Linked DNA regions of Mus musculus: region 1 is linked to region 2. The links are chromatin contacts, found by Hi-C or POLR2A ChIA-PET in ENCODE. All regions are on one chromosome and are shown on one strand. The core of a region is the stretch at or near the end of the contact, and the rest is flanking DNA. Distances in the headings are between cores, read along the strand shown. Region 1 has its middle 31 kb from the start of Gm45805. Region 2 holds the start of Irf2bp2 (interferon regulatory factor 2 binding protein 2).

The links. Hi-C counts contacts between places; a loop is a spot of excess contacts on that map. ChIA-PET counts read pairs that join two places held with the same protein, here RNA polymerase II (POLR2A).
Region 1: a map of heart shows a loop between it and region 2 (2.5-fold over the local background). The contact joins the enhancer-like site here to the promoter of Irf2bp2 in region 2. A Hi-C loop is called at or near these places in 2 of 37 maps with a recorded cell type or tissue (adrenal gland and heart). POLR2A ChIA-PET finds 5 or more read pairs at or near these places in 2 of 5 experiments (Patski and embryonic stem cell).

The regions. Positions count from the first base shown.
Region 1 is chr8:126,787,100-126,791,862 of GRCm38, reverse strand. No RefSeq gene overlaps it. Among named protein-coding and RNA genes, the nearest start is that of Gm45805, 31 kb to the right of the region's middle. Within about 2 kb of position 3,067, at least 1 of the 3 ENCODE cell types and tissues checked has a DNase peak (open chromatin) inside an H3K27ac peak, as active enhancers do; it is heart, where a contact is called at or near this core.
Region 2 is chr8:126,590,841-126,595,824 of GRCm38, reverse strand. Irf2bp2 (interferon regulatory factor 2 binding protein 2) reads left to right here and starts at 1,839. Exons shown (of 2, transcript NM_001164598.2): 1 at 1,839-3,385; 2 at 3,997-4,984. The coding sequence starts at 2,389. The coding sequence ends at 4,712. It overlaps Gm31546 (a long non-coding RNA gene), which reads left to right. Exons shown (of 2, transcript XR_388210.1): 2 at 163-1,560.

The DNA.
Region 1 (4,763 bases), core at 1,818-4,317, 190 kb before region 2:
AACACACACACATGAGCACACATATCTATACACTCATGTGAACACAGACACATGAACACACACGTGAACACACACATCTATACACACACATGAAAACACACATCTACACACACATGTGAACACACACACATGAACACACACACATGAACACACAAGTGAACACAGACATCTATACACACATGTGAACACACATCTACCCACACATGGACACACACACACACACGAACACACACATGTGAACACACAGGTGTGAATACACACATGGACACATGTGAGCACACACAGGTGAACACATATCTGTGGACACACACATCTATACACACACACACACACACTCACTCTGTCTCTCTCTCTTCTATTGACAAATATATAACAAAGATGAAGAGCTGGGGACAGCTTTCCAGCCCCACCTGTGAAAAGATTTCTCTGAGACAGTGGCAGAGAGAGGATCCAGAAGCCAGGGCTGTCTGTACAGTCTGGCACTTGCTTTTGTACCAGGGAGGGTGTCTCTCCCGGGGACTTGAGGTCTGAACAAGAAAGTCTGTCTGGGATAGCATAGCTGTTTGCCTATGCTACACCTGGACCAGGCTTTGTGACTTTGAGCTTACCGGCCTTACAAGTTATGTGAAGCGGAGCTCCATCTCGGGTTACCTGGCAGGTGCTTCTGGGAGCTGGCTCTTCAGCTACAAAACACCTGCTGGGGGGCCAGCAAGGGGAGCAGGTGGGAGTCTTTTATTGGTCTCTGGTCACAGCTACCTCAAAGCCATATGGACCAGGTAATAGTCTTATCCTTTACAAACTTCTCATTGGTGGGTTTTAGGGAGCTTGTGTGTAAGATAGAGCCTTTTAGGAGAGAGACAGGTGGAGTTCCTACCACCAGGGATCTCCTATTGACCCCTAAAGAATGGAGACTTCTGTGGGCTGACTTTCGGATGAAAGTCACTGGGCAGACACATTGTGGATTCTGATGGGACAGACGGACCAGAGGTTTCTTATTTAAAAAAGAAACTTGTTTTATGTGTATGGGTGCTTTGCCTCCATATATGGTCTGTGTACCACATGTACACAGTGTCCTCAGAGGCTGCCAGATCCCCTGGAACTGGAGTTCCAGATGGTTGTGAGCGCTGGGAATCAATCCTGTGTCTGAACCCAAGACTCAGAGCAGCTACAGGGTGGCTGAAAGCAGTGTCTTATGGCAGCAAGAACCATCTCTCTTTCCCATCTCTTTGAAGAAAGTGAGGTCCTGGAGTAGGAGGGCATGGGCTGGCTCTGCCGCTCGCTCGCCGCTGTGTGGTCTGGGCAAAGCTGCTTAACCCTGACCAAACTCAGTTCCTTCGTCTATCAAGGGGACCAAGAAAACTTTGCGGGGCTCCTGAAATGAGAGATGGAACAGCTGGGTGCCCGGCACAGGACAAGAAATCCATTAGCTCGTTACTGGTTTGGGGTTTGCCTCCAAGTAAGACATTGGAAAGACAGCACATCACACAGGTCCTCTGAGAATAACTGAAGGAACAATTCACACTTGTTCATGGCCGCTCCCAGAAATAGAAAACAGAGGTCCTTCCAGCAACTGCCTGGAACTTTGGTCTCATACTCCACCTTGAGATATACACTAGTGAGTCTCAGAGGGTGAGTGAGGGGGTGTGGGACCCAACTATGGTTGGCGTCTTGGAGCTATTGCATAGCCCTTCATTCAGCTTATAGGACTGTGTGAGAACGGTGGAGAATCGTGCCAAATGCTTTTACTTTAGAGTCTGGAGCCGGATGACTGGCAGCACAAAGAGCTTTGGCTTATGACTCAAGATGCAGAACTGGTCTTGACTTTTCCATATGATCTTATAGGTGGATCACTATAACATTTTGTACTGGATATATAGTAGCAAGAGGGGAGGACTCTGTGCAGAGAGATAGAGAGTACCCTAGAGTGCCGTGCACAGTCCGAGAGGAGCAGGGGGGAGCAGAGAGAAAGGATTCAGACAGAGACCTGACCCAGTAGTGTATAAGCCACAGAAATCCAAATGCCCGATGCTCCTGAGACTGGGGGCAAACCAGGTGCTCTCAACACAGAGTTAATATTCCAGGTAGAACCAAGTTCCAATTCCCGGTTTTGAACAGAAGAGTGTGATGCATTTATAAAATCTTTTATGTTCTTTACAATGTGATGAGATTTAAGAGAGAGAGAGAGAGAGAGAGAGAGAGAGAGAGAGGGAGAGAGAGAGAGAGAGAGAGAGAGAGAGAGAGAGAGAGAGAGCTAATGAAGCTTTTTCCGCATGTCTGAGATTACAGTAAAGGACATCCGTCATGAAACCTCCCCCTTTAACGGTTTTAGGTATACAGTTCTACCATGGCAGTACTTTGTTGCTTATGTTTCTTCTTCTTGTGTCACAATGCCAGGCAGAGGCAAATTAAGGGAGGAAGGATTGATTGTGGCTGAGTTCAGAGACACAGTCCCTCACAGTGATGGCAGGAGATATCCTTGTTACAATGTTGCCAGTCTGGAAGCAGAGAGCTCAGAGCCGGAAGTGGAACCTGGCTATGCCTTCAAGCCCCACCCTCTCCACTGGGACCGATTTCCTCCAGCCAGGTCTCATAAAGATGCCACAGCCTTTCCCAACAGCATCACTGGCTGGAGACCCAGTGTTTAAACACACTAGCCGGGGGAGGAAACATTATTAGCCCCCATTAAATACTACTTCCTCTTCCCCCTGAAACCCTGGTAACAGAAGTCGTTCCTATATGTCCCTGCTTCAACATGTTTCAACAGTATGTTAACATCTGAGAATGCTATTTTCTGTTTGGCCTCTCAGACATAAGTATATAGCACAGAAGCACATATGGAAATATCTGTGATTTTTGACCTCGGTGAAGTGAGCTTGGACGGAAGGTAGAGGGTGGGGGAGTGCCTTCCTGAGTCACTGACCCTGGTTATTCACTGGAAACATCTATGGAAACAAAGAAATATGGCAACATTGTTCCTCTGAAGGTGAGAAGTGGCTGACTTCCAAGCCGGCTGAGAGAGGCTTAGTTCTTGCTTCTTCCTTAGCTGCTGTTGACACAGCTGTGTGGGGGTCTGGGGAGTGTCCCAAGGCAGCCAGGTCCGGCCATTGAGCTCATTAATGTCCCTGTGTGATGTCTTTAGAGACAATTGCTTCACTTACAGGCTTGTGCTGTGTTGGAGTAGGAAGCCCCTCATGTTAGGAAGAATCGCCAGGCTGTGGCCACCAAACTGCATATGTACATGTTCGTGGAGTCTTAGTGGGGAGGGACAGTAGAAAGACTTCAGAGAAACAGAGAGTGGCCACCCCAGAAGGGTGGGCACACTTTCACAACCTCTTTTTCCTTTAGAACTTAGTGGCAATGTCCTTACTTCAAGCTTTACATGTTGTTCCTCTGAGCTGACCCAGGCCACCATTCTGCCCTGCTGTGTCACTCACTGTGCATCTCCATATTATCCTACAGTAAGACAGGGTTAATCGCTTCTGCCCCGGCTGCCAAGCTCAAGTGTGAAAATGGATGCAGAGTGACTTGCAAGTCAGAGGTGCTCTCCATTTGGTACATGGCTGGTCTTGTGGTGTCCCCTGGGGTGTGCCCTTGAGTGGGTTAAGACCCAGCATCTAGTGAGGTGGATGGCAATGGGAATGTGAAGGTTTGGAATCACCTAAGCTTCTGGTGATGAGGCAGCATTTCATACAATTGCTGCTGTTTCCCAGTGGCTGTGACTTTTTACCCCAGCTGTCCAGGTATTCCACGGGTCACAGAAGATCCTCAATCAGCTTTGCCCAGAGGTCAGCTGATAAGCAGGCAGGGTGTCAGTCAGCCATGTGGTCTGTGCTTAGAAGTCTCCCAGGGTCTCTGTTTCTTCAGATTTCAAATGGCTGGTAGTCATGGGAGCTTCTGGGAAGGTTGCTTCAGGCACCACATGTATACATATGCAATAATGGCGACACGCTCACCATGATATGGCAGTGCTCACAAGTTGCTAGCATGGCAGCCTGCTGTCGAATCAAGCCCTAAGTATGCAGTATTTTTGGGCTGTGAGGCCTTGGCTTTCTTGCTGCTATATGGGAAGTCTGAGCATATCCCCCCCCCCCCCCCCCGCCCCAAGGACCCAGTTTTTAGAGACACCTGGAAGGACACTGGTGTTTGAAGTTGCTTCTGCTTCTTGATTTATTGCTGTGGCCACGTTTGTTCTTCGCAAGCCCTTCTGCCTCAGCATCCTGGAGGATAGGTCCTTGGCAGGATGCTTTCAAACCCAGTGGCCTTGGCGCTGACTTCTTTGAACCCGTGTTGGCTGATGTCATTGAACTGAGTAACGGGAGCGATGCCTTTCCCTTCAGAACAAGGACGTTTGAGCAGCTAGCTGGGTTTGATGCAGTTTGAGAATGGGACCAGGGCATGTGAGTTGTATTTATAAGCATGTATGCAGAGGAGGGACCAGGAGAAACCATAGAGGGACCAAGCTGGGTAGATACCAACAGGAGCTGTGTGTGCCTCTGGCTCCCTTTTCAGACCCTGGACCCTTAGGCTCCTTTTTCCTTGAAAGCCTTTTGTATCTCTCTCTCTCTCTCTCTCTCTCTCTCTCTCTCTCTCCTCCTCCTCCTCCTCCTCCTCCTCCTCCTCCTCCCCTTCCCCCTCCCCCTTCCTCTTCCCCTCCCCCTCCCTCTCTCATGTTATTCCTAAGACCTAAGGTAATATTCTATTTTTTTCCCCTCTAAATTAGCCTTCAGTTCACTGTTTCTCAGCTGGGCTGTCTAGCCAGTGAT
Region 2 (4,984 bases), core at 590-3,089:
AGAGGGCATTGTGGGCTGCTGGCAGGTGGACCGAGTACAATCAGGCCAGGCTTTCAAGGGAGGTTCTGCTTTGTTTTAATGTTTCTGTGTCTGCCTAGTGGGCCATCTCTCAGGGCACTGAGATGACTCTGCAGTCAGGGCAGCTTCATCTCCTCCACTCAGGTTCTGCACGGTCAAAATCACGTGCTCAGATGAGTGACACAGGGTCTTGGAAGAGAGTGACCAGACTGACAGGTCCTGGAGCAGGTGCCCAAACCAGCTGGCACCAGCTGCTTCTGGGAATGGATCCGGGTAGGCCCCATTCCAGGCTTGGAGAGGGTGAGGCAGGCTTGTGACTGGAAGGGGAGCTGGGGAGGCCCTTGACACAGATGTACCTTCTCTGGAAAGCCCCGAGAGAGACGTTCAAGGTTAGCCTGTGGACGCCCTTGGCATCTGGCGCTAAGCTTTCTGTGCCACCTCCAACAGGTTTATTCTTGTGCTCTAAACAGCTCTCTGGGCTGCTTCTCTGTGGGGCGTGTTTCCTCTTGTGGCTATTCTTTGAAGCAACCTGGCATTTTTCAATAGCAGCCACCGGAGAAAAAAAGGTCAGCAGATTTTTCCCCCCTCCCTTTCCACCTTCCAATCCAGTTGTAGGAAAGCTAATGTACTTAGTACCCTGCTCTTCCCACACTTAACCAGCCCATTCCAATCTTGGGGAGAGAGGTGGACCTGCGTTGTTCACCACAAAAGCAAAAGCGGCTCTTACTCAGAGTAGTAGGTCTCAAATCAGAGCCTGACTGACCGACCACTGACAGCACACACCAGTCCCTGCTCCCTACCAAAGTGTACAATTCGGTGTTCCGTCCACTCTGGGCAGCCCTCACTGCCCAGCGTGGAAGGGAACAACGAAGCGATGCTGCCAGGCGCGTCTGTGCCCACTGGGCTAAGCCGGATGGTACAACAGACAGCCAAGTCCACCCGCCAGCGCACGCCCTAGGCGCAAAGGGGACAGCGCGCGCCCAGAGTTGGCCACTCGAAGTTCGGCCCCGCGGAGGCGGTGGGGCAGGGCCTACTAGCCAGAGACCGGGGGCGGGTCCTGAGCCGTGACGCGGTGCGCTGCAGAGCCCAGATCCCTGGAATGTGCACTAGCTCGGCGCGGCCCCAGGGCCCGCGGCGCTGGGCACGTCTTATGTGGAGTTTGCGCAGTGGCAGCGTCCCTTGCCCACGTCACGCGCTCGCTGCACAGACCTACATAAGACGCTGGGCGGCGGCGCCTGAGGAGCCTCGGGCCTGTGCGTCCTCCTTTCAGTGCACGCGCAAAAGAGGCCGGGCCTGCCTGAGCACTAAGTTTTTGTAAAACTTAAAGGGGCAGCGGCAGTGTGTAGTTGCTTCCTCGACCAAAACAGGGCAGAGTGTTGATAGCGTGCGCGCGCCCAGCTGAAGCCAAGTGAGACGCTAACAAGGAAAAGTCCAAAGTGCGCCTCGCTATGCTCCAAATTCCATGCTCAGGAGGCTGCCAGTAACCAAGTGATAAAGTGGCATTGCATGTAAAATAAAACAGTTTGCACGATTTAATCGAAAGAACAGGGCCATGGGTTGGAGCATCCTGGCTGGGTAGGCGGGGTGACACGGGACTCTTGGGGACGCGAGCTGCACACCTGCGGCGCTAGGGCCGCGTGAACTGGTCTGCGCCTCAGTCCCGGCGCGCACGCGATCGAGAAACGGAAGAATCCAGGGTGGCGCGCGAGAGAGCGCAGAGGGAGGGAGGGAGGGAAGGAGGGCGGGCGCACGGGGCCGCGCGCGCCAGGGAGGGAGGGGGCCGCGCAGGCGCCGTGCAGAGCTGTCGAAGAATCAAGTCTGTAGAAGTGGAGCGGCCGCGGCGGTAGCAGCAGCAACAGCGGCGGCGCAGGAGCTGAGGCGCAGTGGGTGCTGTGCAGCGGCCGCGCCGGGGCCCGGGACCGAGCTGCACGCCGCCGCGCGCGGCATGCCCCGCCGCTCGGGCTGAGCTGCCCCGGCGGCTGCCCCGCGTCCCCCGTACCTCGCGCGGCTCTGCGCCCCGGGCGCCAGCGCGACCTGCTGCGCTCGCGGCCCGTCTTTGCCCCGGTCTGGAGGCCCCAGCCCGCGGCCCCGGCCGAGCCGCCGCCCCCGCGCGCGCCGCGCCGCCCCGCCGCCCGTGGGGACCTGCAGGCGCGCCCCGCCGCGCGCCCGCCGCCCCTCGTGCCCCGGGGGCGCCGCGCGGGCGCCGCGCCGGCCCGGGCTCTGCCGCCGCCGCCTCCTCGCCTGCGGCCGCCGCCGCCGCTAGTCGCGCAGACGCGGGCTTGGGCCGGCCGGCGCGCGCGCGCGGGATCCACGGGGGGCGGCGGCGTCCCCTCACCCGGCTCCTCCTGCGGCGCGGCGGGCTGTGCGGACATGGCCGCGGCGGTGGCGGTGGCGGCCGCCTCTCGGCGCCAGTCGTGCTATCTGTGTGACCTGCCCCGCATGCCCTGGGCCATGATCTGGGACTTCACGGAGCCCGTGTGCCGCGGCTGCGTCAACTACGAGGGAGCCGACCGCGTGGAGTTCGTCATCGAGACGGCCCGCCAGCTGAAGCGTGCTCACGGCTGCTTCCCGGAGGGCCGCTCCCCGACCGGTGCACAGCCCGCAGCCGCCAAGCCACCGCCACTGTCGGCCAAGGACCTACTGCTGCAGCCGCCGCCGCAGCTGGGCCACGCGGGCGCCGAGGCCGCGCGCGCTCAGGCTATGGAGCGCTACCCGCTGGCGCCGGATCGTGCCCCGCGCCTGGCCTCCGACTTCAGCACGCGTGCGGGTGCAGGCCTCCCACAGTCGGCCGCGCAGCAGTCCGCGCCGGCGAACGGCATCCTGGTGCCCAACGGGTTCTCCAAACTGGAGGAGCCGCCGGAGCTGAATCGCCAGAGCCCGAACCCTCGGCGTGCACACGCCGTTCCGCCCACTCTGGTGCCTCTGGTCAACGGTTCTGCCGCGCTGGGGTTGAGCGGCCGTGCTGCGGCCACACTGGCCGCGGTGAGCGGAACACCGGGCCTGGGAGCTCAGCCCGCCGAGTTGGGCACCCACAAACGCCCGGCGTCTGTGTCGAGCGCGGCGGCGGAGCACGAGGCGCGCGAGCCGAGCAAGGAGAAGGCGCAGCCCGCGCACCGGAGTCCGGCCGACAGCTTATCCAGCGCGGCCGGGGCCAGCGAGCTGAGCGCCGAGGGTGCAGGCAAAGGCCGCGCGCCCGGGGAGCAGGACTGGGCCAGCAGGCCTAAGACGGTGCGGGACACGCTCCTGGCGCTGCACCAGCACGGCCACTCGGGGCCCTTCGAGAGCAAGTTCAAGAAGGAGCCGGCTCTGACTGCAGCAGGCAGGTTGTTGGGTTTCGAGGCCAACGGGGCCAACGGGTCTAAAGCAGGTAGGGGCGACTGCGGGGCGAGGGGAGAAGGGATGGAGGGCGTGGGGTTAGAGGCAGCGTTTGAGCGCCCGCCCACCCGTGTGTGTGTGTGTGTGTGTGTGTGTGTGCGCGCGCGCGCGTGCGTGTGTGCGCGTGGGTGGGTGGGTGGGTGGGTGGGTGGTAGGGATCCATTCTTCCATGCACAGTTTTGCCTTAATCCAGAAACAACAAACAGCCAACTTCCTGGTCGGCCCGGGGCTGAACCAGAGCTTAGTGGCAACGTGGTCCCTCTGCTGAACCAGCACAACAGGGATGAGTCAGAACGGGTTGATAGGCAGCGACACGGGGTTTTCCTTTCCCAGCACATTCTTGGATGGAAGCGTGAGGGCAGCAGTCACCCTTTAACCTGTCTGCTAAATGCAGTCACATGAGCTGGTCTGGGGTTGGAGCCTTTCAGGCAGGATCCCATGACTTGGCTTACCTTGGAGGTGGTGTGCAGGCTCAGAGCCCTTTATTAGGGGAAATGTTTGAAGCTGCGTGCAGAACTATGTGTGTTTTTGAAGATGAGAGCTGTCTCTTTGGGGGTACGTTAAAGTTAATCTTCCTTTTCTTCCATACCTGTCTCTTTCCAGTTGCAAGGACAGCAAGGAAAAGGAAGCCTTCCCCAGAACCGGAAGGGGAAGTCGGGCCCCCTAAGATCAATGGTGAGACACAGCCTTGGCTGTCCACTTCCACAGAAGGGCTCAAGATCCCCATCACCCCTACATCCTCTTTTGTGTCTCCACCACCCCCTACTGCCTCTCCTCATTCCAACCGGACCACACCGCCTGAAGCGGCCCAGAATGGCCAGTCCCCAATGGCAGCCCTGATTTTAGTAGCAGACAATGCCGGGGGCAGTCACGCCTCAAAAGATGCCACCCAGGTTCACTCCACCACCAGGAGGAACAGCAGCAGCCCGCCCTCTCCCTCCTCTATGAACCAAAGAAGGCTTGGCCCCAGAGAGGTGGGGGGCCAGGCCACCGGCAGCACCGGAGGACTGGAGCCGGTGCACCCTGCCAGCCTCCCAGACTCCTCTCTGGCAGCCAGCGCCCCCCTGTGCTGCACCCTCTGCCACGAGCGGCTGGAGGATACTCACTTTGTGCAGTGCCCGTCTGTCCCTTCGCACAAGTTCTGTTTCCCTTGCTCCAGACAAAGCATTAAACAGCAGGGCGCTAGCGGAGAGGTCTATTGCCCAAGTGGAGAGAAGTGTCCTCTGGTGGGCTCCAATGTCCCCTGGGCCTTCATGCAAGGAGAGATTGCTACCATCCTCGCCGGAGATGTGAAAGTGAAGAAGGAGAGAGACTCGTGACTTTCTGCGTTCAGAAAAGCCCATGGTTACCCTTAACTCAAACTTGTTGAACTGTATATAGATCTCCATACATATATATATATATATAAATATAAATATATATATCCAAGACAAGGGAAATGTAGACTTCATAACATGGCTGTATAATTTTGATTTTTTTTGAATACATTGTGTTTCTATATTTTTTTTGACGACAAAAGGTATGTACTTTAAGGCATTTTCTTCTTTTGTTAACGTTGTTAGGCTGTCTGTGTTTGACTCTTTGGGTGACA